2 separate regions of the Homo sapiens genome follow, and region 2 is linked to region 1. A link is a loop called in an ENCODE intact Hi-C map of the cell type or tissue named here. Cell type or tissue: Caco-2. All regions are shown on one strand. Links, peaks and the distances in the headings refer to the core of each region. The heading gives the core; the rest is flanking DNA.

Region 1 (2,921 bases), core at 269-2,768:
CAATTCTGCAATTTTCACCGCAATAAAAGCTTCTCCAGTTATACATGGTGATTGGTCTTGATGGGCTATTGTGGACAGAGGAGGGTGCTAGGTTGGGGTGGACGGGGCCACAGCTCAGACTAAAAATCCCCTTTTCTCTCTTCATGAGCTTGGCTGCAGATGTAGAAACTAGAGCTAACAGCAGTTTTACCTCATCTTAAAGAAAAGTAGTAAATTAATGGAGGCTTTAATTAATTGCTGTGGTCTGTTGAGTACTTACTATAGGCTAAGGGCTGTAGGGAACACTTTAATTCACTGAATAATGTCAGTAACTCTGTGAAATAGATATTAGTGACCTATTTTGCAGATGCACAAACTGAAGCTCAAAGGGGTTTTCACAGATAGTGCAATACTAAGTTGGAGCCTTGGTTTGAACCTGAGCGTGTCTGCTTCCAAAGCCCATGCTCTTAGGTGGATTTTCAGTGATGCCAGAAGATGGTTGGACTTTCCTGAAGATGTTTATGTGCATTGTCGCCACAGAGTCAAACCAAGAATTGTATGGTTGTATTTCATTCAGAATCATAACATGCTTAATCCAGATGATGCCTCAGATGATGAAGGTGGGTTGCCCACAGGCTGTATTGATTGGTGATTCTTAAGAGTGTAAAAAAAGGAAATCACTTGATTTTGTTGTGGGGAGGCAGAATGTATCACACAATAGCTTGGTTGAGTTTGGCTTAATGTAGATATGTTTAATATAATTAGACTGAGGGCTGAAATGGGCACCTTCAGGTCACTGTGGAATGAGACAGAGCCCTCACTAGATTTTTGAGTCACTTGAGGTGGTTATGCCAAGCCCTGTTCACATTTCACACTTGAGTTTAAGTATTTGTGAAGGGAATATAGATCTTTGGTTTGAACTAGATATAGCTCAAAGGTTACCCATTCAGAACAGAGCATTTCAGCCTCAGGGCACCTACTTAGCCTCTAAGATGAGACCACATCTGAACCAGCCAAGTCAGCCTGGGATGAGGTTGGAGGAGAAAAATTCATGTGATAAGTCAGATTACAATTAACTTTTTTGTTATTACTTTTTGAGTGACCACAATGTGTGTGGGACTTCGAAATATGGAATAATGATGGGTTTTATTATTTCTTTTTGAGAAAAATCCAGTCACTTTTTTTTTAACCCGAGGAAGTTGAATCCTGAAGAAGGGGAGATTTATCTCTGCCCTTTGAACTTAAAGCCCATAAAGTAAAATATATAGTTTAAAACAATTACATGTTCCCCCCATCTCACCGCCGCCCGACCCTTCACAGATAGTGTTTGACAAAACACTATTTAGGAAAGTGCCTGACTGGTGGTGGAGGGGCCTTGCTTCCTGTGAATCTGCATTCCCTGTGCCACTTGCTTCCTTCCCTGAGAGGTTCTGGTGGCCAGGTGTTATGAATCCAGGTCAAGATGAAGAAAACACACTTTTGTCATTTCTTCAGGCATGTGGCCGACCCGACCGGGTCTCAGGTATTCCAGATATGAGCGATGTGCCGATTGCGCAAGGCTGGAAGCATTGCTCACTCGGAGATACCGAGGCCTGCTTGCCCCGAGCCCTTTGTTCTCCTGGTTGAAAGCAGTTAATTAGCAACTGTCTCCATAGCAACACCCTCATAGTCCAAAAACATTGTCTAGTTTTTCAGTTTAGCTTATCACACTGTTTACCTGAAGGGCTTTTCACTGCTCTGAGTCTCATTTGAGTTGGCGGCATGCCTGTTGGGGAAGTGAATTGTCAAGATAGAAAAAAACACCATGGTAGCAAGAAGCCGAGGAGACTTCTCTCTACCCAGCCCAACCCGGGCCCTGGATTCTGGGAAAACAGAAGTTGCGCCTGCCTAACATTTTCACCTGTATTTTTTTTTTTTGTTTTGCCATAAAACTGCTGTTCTCTCCACCAAGCCCTGAATTGTGAGGATTTTTCCCCCCTTTCCCCGAGAGGCTTTCTAAGCTCTTTAATATTCCCTGTTTATAGTACATTTCCATGATTAGTCATCTTGAAACCCCGAGTGTTCTCAGCCCCTGTACATTCGAGGAAATTTTGCTTCCCTGAGGGTCTTGGCATTTGCAAAGGCCCTTGGATGAAGGATTATGAGTCTGAATGTGAATTAGTCAGAGCAGCTTTGTTTTTAGGCATAATGAGGAAAGGCTTCTCTTTCTTGGTTTAAGTTCATTGTTTGTGGGAAGAAGGCAACTTCAGGTGGCTTGTTGGTAAAATAGGAAAGGAAACTGTAGCTTTTTTATAAGCCATGCAATGAAGATAATTTTCATAGCTTTCATGGACTGAGTGCAGTCTGTGTGGCCCTCCATGCCAGCTGTGTGGCCCTCTGTGCCTGCTGTGTGGCTCATGGCGCCAGCTGTGTGGCTCTCCGTGCTGGGACGCTTAGGAGCTTTTTATCTCACATCTGCAATGGGAAGACAGGAGGCAGATGGGAAAGAAGACTGCATTTCCTGAATGCCTACCACATTTCAGTTGCTGAGCCAGACTTTCACAAAATGAGGTCTCCTGTATCCTTCACAGCAAACCTGCTAACGAGGCCCTATTAAGTATTTTAAAGATGGGAAACTGGGGTTCCAAGGAGTCGTTGCCTGCCCAAGGTTGTGGAATTCTAATCTAGACCTGTTGGTTTATAGGACGCCAACACTTGTCCTGAAGCAGCGTTGTGGATTTGGTGGTGGAGTTAGGCGGTACGTATCACAGATTGCAGGGCTCTGGGAGACTTTTGCTAAGGAGGTTAGTTAGAATTTGGTGGTGTACATGTGTAATTAGATGCCTAAGTATGTCTCAGGAAATCATGAAGCTTAGGTCCAGTGATAAAATAGTAGAATTTAATTTTGAGGCACGTGTGCCAGAGCTTATTTACCCAAACAAATGTAATTCTCTTTGAAGTAT
Region 2 (2,921 bases), core at 172-2,671, 51 kb after region 1:
AGCAATTCCCTTGCCTCAGCCTCCCTAGTAGCTGGGATTACAGGTGTGTGCCACCACGTCAGGCTAATTTTTGTATTTTTAGTAGAGACGGGGTTTCACCATGTTGGCCAGGCTGGTCTCAAACTCCTGACCTCAAGTGACCCACCCGCCTTGGCCTCCCAAAGTGCTGGGATTACAGGCATGAGCCACCATGCCTGGCCTCCATTAAATCTCATCTACACTTTAAGTGTATGGGATACCAAGATGTGAAAGACATGGACTGTACCTTGAAGAGGCTTGTAGTCTGTTACACAGGGAACTCAGCAGAGTCTGATTGTGGGCGGTTCCCTGACACATGAAGTAAAGAACTATGAGACCAGGACAGAATGGTGAAGCTCATGCTGCTTGCCTAGTTAAGAGTCAAGCCATCATTCCCCTCATATACTAAGTGACTTGTTTTTAATTCATAGTACTTTTTGTTTCACTTTATAATATTGTGGTCTTTCCCAGTTGCTGGTCTGGTGAAGTGGGCTCTGGGCACCTGGCTGTCTGGCTTACCCCTCTTCATACACTCCATGTCTAGCACATGTTTCAGGCACGTTTCAGGTGAGGTTTCTTGGAGGGGACATCTGAGCTGGACCTGGAAAGATTTTCCTTGGTGGTCTTAAGGGTTATTGCAGCTATAATACCTTAGCATGGCAGGGTGGGTTCAGGGAACTGGAAGCTTGGTAGGTATTTTGATGGTGGTAAAATGAATTGTGGTGGTGGTCGTGGTGGTGGTGTGTCATGAAAAATAGTTAGGGGCCAGATGGTGGGGACAACACTGAACACCATACTAAAGCAGTTTATTCCTTTAGATGTGGGCAGTAGGAGCCTTGGAAGGTCTTATAACTGAGAACTGTGTTTTAGGTAGCTGTGTAGAGGATGGATTAGAAAGAAAAATGATCAGAGGCATAGTTACAGTGGTAAGGCTAGTCAAACTACTCATTAGAGGATTAAGAAAGTGATTATGTGGCGTATCTTTATTGCCTCATAGAGAATGAGCCACTAAGAAAACTTCATTCATATTTCTTTTTCATCTAGAAATAGTTAGAACAGAAATAACTTCTATCTAACATAGCAGTGTTGTATTCACTATGCAGCCTTAAACATTTTTACTTGCTCATCTCTTTCTGACCCCTGTAACCCAAGGCAAATGTGTAGTTTGTAAGCGGTTCCTCTAAGATGCGGGAGAACACAGTGTTCTATGGAGTTGTCACATGATAATGTTATCAGCTGCCGTTGACTGATACAAACTCCTGAGAAGGTGGGACTTGAGTTATCGCCAGACACTCACTGGCAGGGATATGAGATAGAAGTTCTGAGTAACCAGGAGTTAACACAGCCTTTCTCTGTATGTTCTTTCTCTGAAAGCTGTTTTTTTTAATAAGCCCCTGGGTGAATGCAGACACATATTATCTCCAGGGATTGCTATTGTTTACCTCCTGAAGGCCGTCAGTCCTTTGGTGAACTTCTAGTTTGGGAACAAGTAGTACCAGCCCCTGACAACCCTGAATGGGCGGCCTGGCTGTTTCTGGTGATTTTCCACATTGGTGCTGATTTCTGGTCAATGATTTATATTGAGGATTAACTGAGAACTTCCTCGTTGGATATGCTGTGGGACTGGTTCAGAGGCTGTTTTTCATGAGCCTGTCCTTACACCTAATCTTAGCCTGTGCCCCTTCTCCCTCCCTGGCTCTCCATCCCTCTCACTCTGTCATTTACTCCATCAGTCTGTAGCCACTGAGGACCTGCTGTGTTCTCAGCACTGGATGCACAGTGATGAGCAAAACCCAGTTTATGCTCTGGGCTCCTGTGGACTTCTCTGTCTGGTAGTAGAGGGGTAGGCACATGTTCATCTTATAGTCTCATTCAGATAAATGGAACACAGTAGCTGTGCTGTGTGCTGTGACCGAGAGGCGTAGGTTCCTGTGAGAGCACATGTTAGGGTGATCTGACCAGTTCTCATGGGTTGGAGTTCTTCCAAACAAGACATAAGCACCTCCAAGGCAGAGATGGCGTGTTTTCTTTTTCTTTCTTTTTTTAGACAGGGTCTCACTCTGTTGTCCAGGCTGGAGTACAGTGGTGTGATCTTGGCTCACTGCATGCTTGAACTCCTGGGTTCAAGCAATCCTCCTGCTTCAGCCTCCTGAGTACCTGGGACCACAGGCAGGTGCTACCAAGCCTGGCTGATTTTTTTTTTTTTTTTTTTTTAAGAGATAGGGTCTCACTCTCAGCCAGGCTGGTCTCAAACTCCTGGGCTCAAGTTATCCTCCTGCCTCAGCCTCCCAAAGTGCTTGGATTACAGGCGTGAGCCACTGCACCCAGCTTGAGATGGCATCTTTTTACCCCCATAATTTTAGCATGTTTCTTGTGTTCCATCCACACACAGTCCATGTGTGACCAGTGGATGACTGGCCAGCTTCCGTAGGCCTCCTTTCTTTTCCACTATTGCTGGGACAAGTTGCTATGGCATCCGTGTAGAAGAAATGGTTAATTAGTAACTCCTCACAGGTTAGTTAATAAATGTTCTTTACTGCTTCCTCTGGCAGTGTCCACAGATACATACCTCCTAGATCTTCAGGAAGATGGATGGGGAGATAAAACACCCCCATTCTGTAGACCTCTCCCAAGACAGTGACATGTGGTTTCCTCAGTGTCCCCTTCATCTATACTTTTTGGTTGTTGGCTTGCTTGCTTTCTTTTTTTTTCTTTTTTCTTTCTTTCTTTTTTCTTTTTTGTTGAGACGGAGTCTCGCTCTGTCATCAGGCTAGAGTGCTGTGGCGTGATCTCAGCTCACTGCAACCTCTGACTCCCTGGTTCAAGCGACTCTCCTGCCTCAGCCCCCCGAGTAGCTGGGATTACAGGCATGTGCCACCACGCCCAGCTTATTTTTGTATTTT

What was found. A loop is a pair of places that touch in the nucleus more often than their neighbours do. Peaks named below come from ENCODE experiments on the same cell type or tissue, not always from the same donor. Only the 100,000 strongest peaks of a DNase experiment are listed, where the experiment ranks them.
Region 2: it touches region 1 in a loop (4-fold over the local background); 6 of 110 quality-filtered maps call a loop at or near these places.

What each region holds. Positions count from the first base shown.
Region 1 is chr11:12,801,219-12,804,139 of GRCh38, forward strand. All of the region lies in intron 3 of TEAD1 (TEA domain transcription factor 1), which reads left to right. Among named protein-coding and RNA genes, the nearest start is that of TEAD1-AS1, 120 kb to the right of the region's middle. In Caco-2, for the core only: no CTCF peak of the experiment used is centred there; DNase peaks (open chromatin) are centred at 952 and 1,543; H3K4me3 peaks cover 696 bases.
Region 2 is chr11:12,852,548-12,855,468 of GRCh38, forward strand. All of the region lies in intron 3 of TEAD1 (TEA domain transcription factor 1), which reads left to right. Among named protein-coding and RNA genes, the nearest start is that of TEAD1-AS1, 69 kb to the right of the region's middle. In Caco-2, for the core only: no CTCF peak of the experiment used is centred there; DNase peaks (open chromatin) are centred at 1,284, 1,554 and 2,447.